2 separate regions of the Homo sapiens genome follow, and region 2 is linked to region 1. The links are chromatin loops, found by intact Hi-C in ENCODE. Cell type or tissue: CD4-positive, alpha-beta T cell. All regions are shown on one strand. Each heading gives the region's core, and the rest is flanking DNA. Links, peaks and the distances in the headings are about the cores only.

Region 1 (6,277 bases), core at 1,533-4,032:
CCCTAGAGCAGTAGCAGCCATTAGGGGGAGCCACTGGGAGTCAGGTGCCTTGACTTGGATCCAGGTGTGCACCCTTTCTTTCCAAGGGTCTCTGGGTGAGGCCCGTGACCTTCCCAAGCCTCTCCCTGTCTTGTGAAACCTGGGCGTGATATACCTCCCTTTTAGGGCTGCTGCGATCATTTAGGCAGATTAAACCTCATAAGTGGTTTCCCATACAAGAAAGATGCTAGCAGTGCAACAGACAGAACACTTACCTGCCTGCCCTCCCGCCAGGAGGTGGTCTTCCAACTTTTGCCCGGAGTCTACAGAGGGTGGGCCCTCTCTGCTGGGGCTCCGGGACATGGTCAGGAGAGGTTGGTCTGTCTGTACCGCCATTCTCTTGGCCAGACTGTGGTGTCTGGTCCCTACTCACACCTTCCTGTCAGAGTATCCAGAGGCCGCAGAGTATCCACACCCTGGCTGGGTGTACTGGCTACAGATGGCTGTGGCTCCAGGTCACCTGCGTGCCTGGGTGATGAGAAATAATGTCACAACAAATATCCCATCTGCATTCTCTGGGACACTGACCCATGAAGAGAAAGCAGTTCTCACAGTTTTTACAGGCACAGGTCAGCTCTCAGAGTGCTGGGGACAGGGTTCCCACCAGGCAGCCCTTTCTGCTCCTCCCAGAGACTGATGGCTTCTCTGCATTCAGAGGGATCTGGGAGCATTGCAGGAATAGGCTCTGGCTCTTCAGAAATGATCACGAGCTTAAGGAACTGGGTCTGCAATGTGAAGCCTTAGGTCCACTCTCCTTGGTGGGAGCTCATGCCCTCCCCAGGCTCCAGGACCCAGTCAGGATTCTTAATTCACGTGGCTATGTCAGCGCAGCTGTCACTCCCGGAAATGAAGAGAGACCCCTCTTGCCGTCCTTCTCACATTGCTTGCACTTTCCAGCATGCATTTTGTTGTGATGTTTTGTCTGTAATTGCAACTCCAGCAGCAGCCAGTGTTTATTAACCATTTTCTATATGCCGGGCTCAATGTGAGGCATTTCGAACACATTCTCTTGTTTGGTCTTCACAGACACCCTTAAGGTTAAGTACTCATTTCATGCCCATTACCAGATGAAGAAAACAAATTTTAAAAACTCAAGGAACTTGCCCAAGGTCACACGGCTAATTAGAGGCCGAATCTAGAGCCGATTTGGAAATTTCAGGGCCCACTGGAATCTCCTGGGTCATGCCCCAGGCCAATTCCTTCAGAAGCGTTTCTCAAACTCCCCAGGAGATTCCAGTCAATCAATTTGCAGGCAGCTTTTTGGGAACCCAGCTGGGCTGGAGTCTATGTAGAATATCCATGGCACCCGCAGCCTCTGCAGCATCTGGCCTGAGTTATTCTTCCATTGCCCGGTGCTATCATACAGATACAGGACTGGTGACTACAAACAGTGTTAGCAGGACGTACTTGGAGCTCATTTGGCAGTGGGAGTGGACGTGCTGGGGGCCATCCCCCTTCCACCTGAAGCGTTCTTGTCCTAAAGCATGTTGCTGAGACAGCTGTGTAGGGCGTGGCGGTGACCCTGGGGAAGGACCGTACTGAGAGCTCCAGACTCCAGCCAGCCTCCTCACTTTGGCCACATTCCAACAATGCTTACTGCCTTCCACAGTGGATGAAATATTCCAGAAATCAGAATGTGTTGAAATGTGTGGCAAAGAAGAATGTCATACTTGCATATGTGCTTACACTGGCCACTGAACTGCATACACAGTCCCAAGAGGTCTCCCTGCACCGCGAGGCCCATGCTAGAAAAGGCGTTCTTCAGGAACAGACTGAGGCTTCATGAAGATCCTTCCCTCCATCCATCACTCCATTAATCCTCCCCTCCATTCATCCCTCCACTCATCCCTTCATTTACTCCATCCATCCTTCCTCCCATTTTCCCATCCACTCCATCAGCCTCTCCATCCATCCCTCCACTCATCCCTTCATTTACTCCATCCATCCTTCCTCCCATTTCCCCATCCACTCCATCAGCCTCTCCATCCATCCCTCCACTCATCCCTCAACTCACCTCTTCATCCACTCCATCCATCCTTCCACACTTTTCCCCATCCACTCCATCAGCCTCTCCATCCATCCCTCCATTAATCCTCCCCTCCACTCATCCCTCCACTCATCCCTTCATTTACTCCATCCATCCTTCCTCCCATTTCCCCACCCACTCCATAAGCCTCTCCAACCATCCCTCCATCTGTTCCTCCATTAATTCTTCCCTCCACCCATCCCTCCCTTTATCTCTCCATCTATTTCTCTCTCCATCCCTCCCTTCATGTCTTCCTCTATCCCTCCTCCATCCCTCCCTCTATTCCTCCCTCCATCCCTCTTTCCATCTCTCCCTCCATCCTTCCCTCCATCCCACCTTCCATATCCCCCCCATCCCTCCCTCCATATCTTCCTCCATCCCTTCCTCCATCCCTCAATGCATCCCTCTCTCCATCCAGAGTTCACCACACCCTGAGTCCCCAGTGCTGCACTCCTGAAACTCACTCTGGGATTTGCAACTGGGGGTTGCCTTGAACATGTTCCCTGTGTATCCGGTTGAATTTTGGAAACACCCATATCTCCATCCACTCTATCAGCCTCTCCATCCATCCCTCCATCCATCCCTCCATTAATCCTCCTCTAGAGCATTCTACTAGAGAACAGCCGAGGTCAGCCTTCCTCTGCCTCTCAGGGGAGTAGGGCGCCTGCTGGCAGCTGCTGTAAGACTCGGGATGAGGGCTGCCCCCTGCAGGTGGCTCTGAAAGCTGCAGCTCTGAGTGGTGCCCCCAGCAGCAGCTTTGTTCCCTAATTAGGAGGGCACAGTGGCTGTCTAGAAGCACCCAGGAGGGAGCTGCTCCAGAACTTTCTTTATCAGCTGACAAATCAACCTTCTCATGTGAGGGGAGTTTGAGTCGTTCACTCCAGAATTCTGGAGAACCGTAGGATTCGGAGCTCCTTGAGGGCATAGCCAGTGCTTTCCCTTGTTCCTGGTGGTGATCCAAGCTTGCCTTTCTCTCAGACCTGCCTCAGTTGTCCTGTTCTCATACCCTGTTTTCCCCCAAGAACACAGGGTGCATCCCCAGCCTTAGCTGGATTTTCTTCCACCTTGCAAAGGCCCCTGCCTGGGAGACATGTCTTGGTGTGAGAGAGACGACATTGCGTTCCCAGATGTCGCTGGTGCTGGGCTCAGCTCCAAAGTTCTGGAGCAGAGTCAGCAAAGCACAGCCTGGAGACCAGATCTGTGCTCTGCCTGAGTTTGTAAGTGAAGTTTTGTTGCAGTAGCCACAGCCGTGCATGTACAGGTGGCAGCTTTAGCTTCTGCTAAACTGGAGAGCTCAGTGTTTGTGACAGACTGCGTGTCCTGCAAAATCGAAAATGTCTGTGATTCAGCTCTTCAGGGAAAAAGGGTGCCGATGTCTGGCCTACAGGGCTCAAGCATTGTCATCATGCCCCCATCCAACCGTCCACTCAAGGTGCATTGACTGAGGCTGGCTGGCTGGAGTCATCATGTGGGCCCTCAGGCTATGGAGGCAAATCGAGTGGCATTGCCTCTGCGGAGCTGGCCATTACCTTGTTTCCTAACTGTCACTCATTTGATAAAAACTGACAAGGTTGCTAGAGCCACGTGTTTGCAAACCAGTGGGCATTCGCACGTGCATGTAATCCACACAGTTACTCGGTGATGGGAGTATACTTGAGGGAAAGCAGCTCACAGATTTGCCACTTGCCACAGGTCATGGTTTAGGAAGAGGCAGAGGTGGGGTGTTTTCTCATTAGCCCATTCCCTCCTCCCTTTGGATGGAAGAAAGGAAAAGAGCAGGGGAGAGAGAGGCCAATGGCAAAGGAGCACAGCGGGAGAAAGAAGGCCCCCAGGCTTGAGCGGCCCTGAAGCTCAGCAGCTGTGGGTTGGACGGTGGTGTTGGCTTGCTCTTCCCCTTCCCTCCTGGTTTCTTCAGGCCAGTGCGGCATCCTGCACGTGGTCAGTCCAAGTCCAGGGAGGGCCCCATCACCTGGGGGTGGTCGCTATCAGTGGCAAAGTCTTGTCAGCAGCTCATGGGGCAGGAAGGGCCTATGGTTGGGGGTTTCCTGGCGATCCCATGGAGGAAGGTGAGGATGAGTTGTGTTGCTTCTCGGGTGAAGCTGGTCACGTGGCCCTAAAGGCATTCAGAGTAGATGCTCACTTCAACCCTGCAGGTGGCATTGGGCGGCAAGCATTTCTAGGACCCAGCTTCCACCACGGAGCCGAATGGTGGCCCGGCTGGGGCCAGGGCTCCTCTCGAGGGGGCCTGAGATGCTGAGACCCATGACGCTGCTGCTCCTGCCAGGGGCTCATCACCTGTGAAACACAAGCCGGGGAGCCTGAGTGTGGCAGAGTCTCCCTCCCCAGGGTTCCCTCTGCAGGATTTTGTTTGGGTTCTTTTGAAGTTGAAAAGATTTTCAAAAGAGCTCACCAGAATATCTAAAACCATGTTATTTAGGGAGGAGAGGAGCCGCATGGAAGGGCCCCAACTCCCCAGTGACCCCCTCCACCAAACGCACACCAACTGGTGGCATTAGAGGTGACAGTGCAGCAGGATGGACTTCTTACTTCCCCTCTCAGTCTTTGCACTCAGCCCCAAGCAGCTCCTGCCAAGGAGCCAAGGAGAGGAAAATATCCCTTAGCAGGAAGGAAGGAAAATAGAGGCATCCCAGAAACTGAACAAGGACCCAGAAAGCAAACCCCACCTCTGTTCCCCCATGAGCTACCCACTTTTCCCCACAGCCCCACAGCTGTGTGCCTCCCTCTCTCCCATTTTCTTTTTTTTTTTGAGACGGAGTCTCGCTCTGCCAGGCTGGAGTGCAGTGGCACCATCTCAGCTCACTGCAACCTCCTCCGCCTCCCTCGTTCAAGCGATTCTCCTGCCTCAGCCTCCTGAGTAGCTGGGACTACAGGCGCCAGCCACCACACCCGGCTAATTTTTTGTATTTTTAGTAGAGACAGGGTTTCACCATGTTAGCCAGGATGGTCTCGATCTCCTGACCTTGTGATCCACCCGCCTCGGCCTCCCAAAGTGCTGGGATTACAGGCATGAGTCACCGTACCCGGCCCCTCTCTCCCGTTTTCTACCCTCTTTCTTCTTCTAGTACGGTGAGGTGGGGGCGGGTGCTCTTGTCCTCCTTCCCCCTCTCCACCACCCCCCCTCTCCCGCCCCACCCAGGCAGCTCTGGAGTCCTGCTGGCTGCAAGTTTACTAAACGGAGGCATTTGTGAGGGGATTTCAGATACCCTGCTGTGCTCAGGCCAGGGTGACAGTGTTTTGATGTTTGCGGTTGGAAAGCTGACCTCCTGGATGTGGGGTGACGGGAGCGGCCGGTGGGAACAGTACTGTCTGCATGGCATCTTCTCCCATGAGAAAGGATGACTCCTGAGAAAACAGACAAGCAGGATAGCAAACTCCATCGCAGACTCCCTGGCCTGGTCGAAGGGGCACAGAATCCACAGGGGCCTGGGGGAAGCTTGGGCAGCTCCCCACCCCCTCTCTCCACTGAAACCCCGAGCGAGAGTCCCTCTGTGTATCGGGGACTGCCCGCTTGTGAGGAGACGCATTGCCTCGCTCTGGCTTGGAAGAGGAATGTCCTGCCTGGCCCGGCCCCCTCGGGAAGCTGGCGGGTGAGTGAACAAGACAAGGATGGTGAAACACGCTGCAACCTCGGCCGCGGAGCTCCATAAACACAGGATGGCCTCTTGTCCCTGCTGTTTATCCACATTTATGTTTATGGCGTACTTAACTCACGGAGAGGTCAGAACGCTGAGCTATCAGAGTAACATTTGACATTTGGACAACCACAAAACAAGGCCCTGATTCTCTGCGGGTGCCCACTTCACCTGGTCCCAGCCCAGCCCAGTGCAGGTGGACAACACGCCTTTGTTGGTGCTGCTGGGAAACAAAACCCAATGACCGATCTTCCCCAGGGTCTCTCGAGAAGCAGCCGGCCCCTTTCCAAACTGCAACTCGTTCAATGAAACCTGAGTGAGCTAGTCACTTGCTTATTATGTTCTGCAGGTAACCAGGACTGGGGGGTTAATGGTTCCCAAGGGGCTCAGATCCCTTGGTTGCTGGGCAGGTAGTAGGAGAGGTTTTTCTCACACGAAGCCTTAGGGAGCATGCATTTGGCTTGGGGAAGCATACTTCCTAGCAGAGGCTGCAAGGAGTCCTTCATGTAAACAGGGCTTGAGTCCTCCGTAAGGGACAGGAGACCTTCCCACATCCTGG
Region 2 (6,277 bases), core at 1,690-4,189, 58 kb before region 1:
GCAGGCCGAGGCAGGTGGATCACCTGAGGTCAGGAGTTCAAGACCAGCCTGGCCAATATGGCAAAACCCCATCTCTACTAAAAATACAAAAATTAGCTGGGCATGGTGGAGGGCACCTGTAATTCCAGCTACTTGGGAGGCTGAGGCAGTAGAATTGCTTGAACCTGGGAGGCAGAGGTTGCAGTGAGCTGAGATCATGCCACTGCACTCCAGCCTGGGTGACGGAGTGAGACTCCGTATCAAAAAAACAAAAACAAAAAGCAAAACAAAACCTAAATGGCAAACTACAGACTGAGAAAACATATTCAAAATCCATCTATGTGACAGAGGGCACCTATTTAGAAATATTAAGCAATTCTACAAACCAATACTAAAATCAAAACAATACAACTTAAAAAAAATGAAGTGGCACATCATTAATCAGTACAGAACAGCAAATTAAAGCCTTGATGATATGATCATCACATTCCAATCAGAGTGGCTACATTTTACAGAAACTGACAGTGCAAAGTGAGGGCAAGCACGTGGAGCCACTGGAACTCTCACATTGCAGGCAAGAGTATAAGTCGGTAAAAATTTGGAAAACTGGTTGATAGCATCCACTAGCATTAAGCACATTCTTGTCCCATAACCTGGCAATTTCTCTGGTAGATTTCACTCAACAAAAATGAATGTTTGTATCCACCAAGAGACAGATACAAGAATGCTAGTGGCAACTTTATTTATAATAGCCCCAAACTGAGAACAACCCAAATGTCCACCAATAGGAGAATGAAAAGATACTCTCTCACATAAAAGAGTAAACTATGGACTCAAGCACTAACGTGCATGAATCACAAAAACATATGAATGAAAGAAGCCAGACACAAAGTAGTAATACTGTATTCCAATTATATAAAGATCAAGAATAAACAAAGCTAATCTATGGTAATTGAAGCCAGAATAATGTTTACCTGTAGAGACAGTAATTGGTTAGGAAATGGAAGAGGAACATTTTTACACAATGCAAATGGTCTATATCAGGATCTGGATGGTGAATGTACAGGTGCATAGACATGTAATATTCATCAGACTTTACAGAAAGATTTGTGCACTTTACTTAAAAAGCAGTCCTTACAGGAAGGAAAAAAAGGGCAGCTTCTGGAGCCACACCCACCTGTTTTGACTCTGGAATTGGGTACTTTCTTGCTGTGACCTTGAGCAAGTAAAATAATCTGTGCCTTACTTCCCCACTGTGAATAATAACAGTGTCTGGCTCATGGAGCTGTGATGGGGATTAAGTGAGTTAATGGATAGACTTCTCAGCACAGAGCACCTAATACAGCCTTCATTCCATTCGTCCTTGTTACCAGGTTTCTGCTAAGCTCCCTTCCAGGGCTGAGATCTCAGAGGCTTCACCAGCTCACTTTCCCCCACTTTGCTGCAATAATCATTGGCTAGAGGTATTGTGATATGATGTCATTAAAGTTAATCTAGACGAAAATTTGATTTACCTAAAACTATTACACTGTAGACCTGGAGGAATTTCAGTTTTTGCCGTAATTGTTTTCAATGTGTGTTATAAAAAATAAATTCCACTATGTTCACGAATGTACAACTTATAATCTGACCAAAAGTGAGAGATGGGTAGATTTTCCTACTTGGGTCCTTCTGTGGACAGGTACTAGGTGCTGCTTTACGCCCAGTGACTTGTGAGGGAACAGAACTGCCCTTTAGTAACCCTGCTCACTTCCTGTTTTCTGCAGTAACAATTACATTAGGCAATATTATTACACATGGAATTGCATCATGCTGATTTTAAAACAATCCTCCCTGTAGCATTACACAGACACTGAATCATCATTTGTAGTTTGGGGGGCTTTACATGCCTGCAGTGGTGAAAACTGAAATTTTGTCCCACTTAAGGGAGTTTCTTCTTCCCTTTATTAATTGCAAAATAAATATATGTCACTTCAGAGGGCAGCAGCTGGACTACCTATGTTTGTGGGTAAGTCACTGACAAAATGCTTTCTAGTAAGAAAATATCTTTAAATATAAATGTATGGAATAAGTGTAATTAACTAGATGTAGATTAAGAAAAATGTAAGCCACATCTCCTAGTTCAGGCAGCAATCATTTGTGACTTAAACTGTGATGTAAAGTATCTGTGACCTATACCAGTCAGACACCAAATATTGGTGAGCTGCCTGGATTTGGGAGATGCAGTGAGAATGAGTCAGAGCCCACGACATGAGGGAGAGAAAGGGGGACCCTGAGGACTTGGGGTCCGGTGTGAGGATCCTGCACTCGGTTTCTGTGATGGTGTGTGCAGGGGAGTCACAAGTTCAGGTGGGCCTGTGGCAGGGCTGCCCATGGCCCCTGGTGAGCATGTGCGGCCAGCCGGGCCATGGGGGTGAGGCCGGCTTGGTGGCTTGGATTGCCTACTCCTCTGCAGGGTCCCAACGGGTTTCTAGATCCCTCCAGAGAAGCCTTTGGGTACATCCCATGGCTTCCCAGCCTCCCCCTCTCAGCCTGTGAAGAAGAATTCTGATCAAGTGTTGGGCATGAATACAGTCTTCCTGGAAGTGTGGGGCTTTGATTTGCAACCTTTTTACGTGCAGTCTTCATATATCAGGGGTCCCCAAACTTTTTGGCACCAAGGACTGGTTTCACAGAAGACAATTTTTCCATGGTTTGGGGGTGGGGTGGAGGGATGCTTTCGGGATGATTCAAATGCAATACTTTTATGTTGCACTTTTTTTTTTTTTTTAGACGGAGTCTCCCTCTGTTGCACTGGAGTGCAGTGGCATGATCTCGGCTCACTGCACCCTCTGCTTCCTGGGTTCAAGTGATTCTCCTGCCTCAGCCTCCTGAGTAGCTGGGACAACAGGCATGCACCATGACGCCCAGCTATCTTTTGTATTTTTAGTAGAGATGGGGCTTCACCATGTTGGCCAGGCTGGTCTCGAACTCCTGACTTCAAGTGATCCACCTGCCTCGACCTCCCAAAGTGCTAGGATTACAGGCATGAACCACCACGCCTGGCCTACTGTGTTTTTTGTATTTTGTTTTATTCTTATTTTATTGTTTTTCATTTTTCTTACGTCCCGAGGTACATGTGCAGGATGTGCAGGTTTGTTACATAGGTAAACGTGTGCCATGGTGGTTTGCTGCACCTATCAACCAACCACCTAGGTGTTAAGCCCAGCATATTGTGCTTTTTTTTTTCACCTCACTTGCCACTATAAAGCCTGCCACCAGATGTAGCTTAACTGTCACTTGCCACTCACTGATAGGGTTTTGATACGTGTCTGCAAGCAGTTGATTTATTATGGTCTCTGTGCAGTCAAACCTCTCTGCCAATGTTAATCTGTATTTGCAGCCACTCCCCAGCACGAGCACCAGCACCTCAGCTCCACCTTAGATCATCAGGCATTAGTTAGATTTAGATTCTCATTAGAAGCGTGCAACCTAGATCCCTTGAGTGCTCAGCTCACAATAGGGTTTTCACTCCTATGAGAGTCTAATGCCGCCACTGATCTGACAGGAGGGAGAGCTCAAGCCATAAAGCTCCCTCGCTTGCCGCTCACCTCCTGCTGTGTGGCCCCATTCCTAACGGGCCACGGACTGGTCTGCAGCCCAGGGGTTGGGGACTTGTCTTACATGACAGGGTGAGCTACCCTGAGTTAATCTGAGTGAGCTTCATTCTGTCGACCTTCTTCCACTCCACCACAGCGCTACACCAACCTGAACTTCGCTTCCTGAGACCTAAGATTCAGCCCCGTGCTCAGCAGACATCAGGGATCACCGACTCTGTGCCAGGAGCTGTTCTTGATGCTGGGAACGCAGGGGTGGACAAAACAGAGAAAGCCCTGCCCTCAGGTGTGGTCAGAAGAGACAGGGAAGGATTTGGAAGCTAAAGCTCAGATCCAGACTGGGCTTGTTTCAACTCGTTCCGTGGGCCTGATGTAGTCTAGAGATGATTCTTGGTGTGGGCTGTGGGAGCTCCTGCGGTGTAGTTTGGTGAGGGGCCAGCCCGAGGCAAACTGGGGACCTGTGTCTCCAACCTTCAGCACTTCTGCCCTTCAGGGTCATCCCTCCAGGTGCCCCACCCTGGGGACTTGAACTCTGCCCTTGTCCCCCAAACCACCTTACCCTAATGCTGTGGTTCTCCTGGTCCATGCAGGGCGCAGTGTCCTGCTGAGTGTGCAGGTGCCTGTCCCTGCCCTCTGCAATGTCATCTCCATGCAGCAGCAGCGTTTACCCACGGATGGATCCCCACCCCTGGACCATGCCTGGGTACAGGTTTTGTTCCGGTTGGTCTGCTATTGAGTATGGAGGCCAGGGTTCCACTCCAGACCCCTCTGACTCCCCTCACCAGGCTGTTCCCAGAGACTTGTGAGGGAAGTTGACAATAAATATGTAAATTCAGATGGGTTTCATGTTAGTGAAAACCTGAATATTGAAATATTACAAACCTAGGGTTGAAGATCTCAGGCTGGTGGGAGTGCCTTTGTGCATGTATCCACCCACTTTTCCTTGCAGAACTTTCTACACAACAATTCAGCACAGGAAGCATGGAGGAGTAAAGCCATCTGGGGAGAGATGAGCAGTGAAAACCGGGGGCCGGCAGGTTAGAGGAGGGGTGTGATCTCAGGGTGCAACGCTGTTGAATGCACGCCTCCCTCCCCCCATCCCTCTCTCGGCAGCTCCCAGGCAACTTAGTCACCCCCATCTTAATCTTACTCAACAGTCACAACAGTCTCTCTCCCTTTTTTTTTTTCGTTTGAGACAAGGTCTCGCTCTGTCACCCAGGCTGAAGTACAGGGGCGCGATCACAGCTCACTGCAACCTCTGCCTCCCAGGCTCAAGCGATCCTCCCACCTCAGCCACCTGAGTCGTTGAGACTACAGGTGCCCACCACCACGCCTGGCTAATTTTTAAAATTTTTTATAGAGATGAGGTCGCACCCTGTTGCTCAGGCTGGTCTTGAACTCCTGGGCTCAAGCGATCCTCTGGCCTCAGCCTCCCAAAGTGCTGGGATTACAGGTGTGAGCCACAATGCCCAGACTTCAACAGTCACAGCTATCTCTTGGTGTAGACTGTTTGCTATTGGCAAAAGGACAGACACAAAGACCAATGGAACAGAATAGAAAACCCAGAATCACACCCACTCAAAGATACAAAGCAAATCAGTGCAGGAAGGACAGCTTTTCCAGCAAGCGCTGCTGATGCATTTGGGTATCCACGGGCAGAAAAAAAGAAGAACCTGGACTTAAATTTTCTTATACAAAAGTTAACTCAAAATGCATCATAGATGTAGAACATTGGAGAATTTTGAAAGTTCTTCAGGCATTATGAATCCTAATCCTTTGTTGGAGATGAGATTTGCAGATATTTTCTCCTGGTCTGTTATTAACACTTTTCGTCTTCTTAACAGGGTCTTTCTCAGAGTCAACATTTTTCATTTTGATGTAGTCCCGTTTATCAATTTTTCATTTTATGGGTCATGCTTTTGGAACTCTTTGGCTCCGTATCCTAAAGATTTCCTCCTAATATTTTTTCCCTGAAAGGTTATTTCACATCTATGATGCATTTTGAGTTAACTTTTATATAAGAAAATTTAAGTCCAGTTTCTTTTTTTCTGCCCGTGGATACCCAAATGTGTCAGCAGCACTTGCTGGAAAAGCCATCCTTCCTCCAGTGATTTGCTTTGTATCTTTGAGTGGGTGTGATTCTGGGTTTTCCATTCTGTTCCATTGGTCTTTGCGTCTGTCCTTTTGCCAATAGCAAACAGTCTGGATTATTGTAGCTATAAAATAAGTCTTGATACCAGGTAAGCTGATTTCTCCTCCTTTATTCTTTGTTTTCAAAATCGTTTCAACTATTCTAACTCCTTGGCCTTTCTTTAAATTTTAGACTACTCTTGTTTATATATACAGAAAATTTTGCTGGGATTTTAATAGCAATTGCATTAAACATGCATATTTTGTTGATCATTGATATTTTTACTACGTTAAGTCTTCCAATCTATAAACAGTATTTCTCTCCTTTTTTCTTTAGTTCTTTTTTTACTTCTTTTATCAGGATTTTGTAGGTTTTAGCATACAAGTCCTGTACCTGTTTTGTTACATTTACTACTAAGTATTGAATTTTGTTTGAGCAGTTGTGAATGGTGTCACGTTTTTAATTCCAGTGTCCATGTGTTCATTGACAGAGCATAGAAATAAAATTTATGTATGTTTATCTTGTATCCTGCAACCTTGCTTGAACTCACTTATTGTTTCAGGAGTGCTTT

Evidence for each region. Peaks named below come from ENCODE experiments on the same cell type or tissue, not always from the same donor. Only the 100,000 strongest peaks of a DNase experiment are listed, where the experiment ranks them.
Region 2: it touches region 1 in a loop (6-fold over the local background); 12 of 110 quality-filtered maps call a loop at or near these places.

Annotation. Positions count from the first base shown.
Region 1 is chr21:42,256,009-42,262,285 of GRCh38, forward strand. All of the region lies in intron 2 of ABCG1 (ATP binding cassette subfamily G member 1), which reads left to right. Among named protein-coding and RNA genes, the nearest start is that of ABCG1, 40 kb to the left of the region's middle. RefSeq lists an enhancer at 5,100-5,600. In CD4-positive, alpha-beta T cell, for the core only: CTCF peaks have their summits at 2,772 (motif pointing left) and 2,979; a DNase peak (open chromatin) is centred at 2,753.
Region 2 is chr21:42,197,863-42,204,139 of GRCh38, forward strand. It overlaps a transcript of ABCG1 not described here. Among named protein-coding and RNA genes, the nearest start is that of ABCG1, 18 kb to the right of the region's middle. In CD4-positive, alpha-beta T cell, for the core only: no CTCF peak of the experiment used is centred there; DNase peaks (open chromatin) are centred at 1,729, 2,209 and 3,229.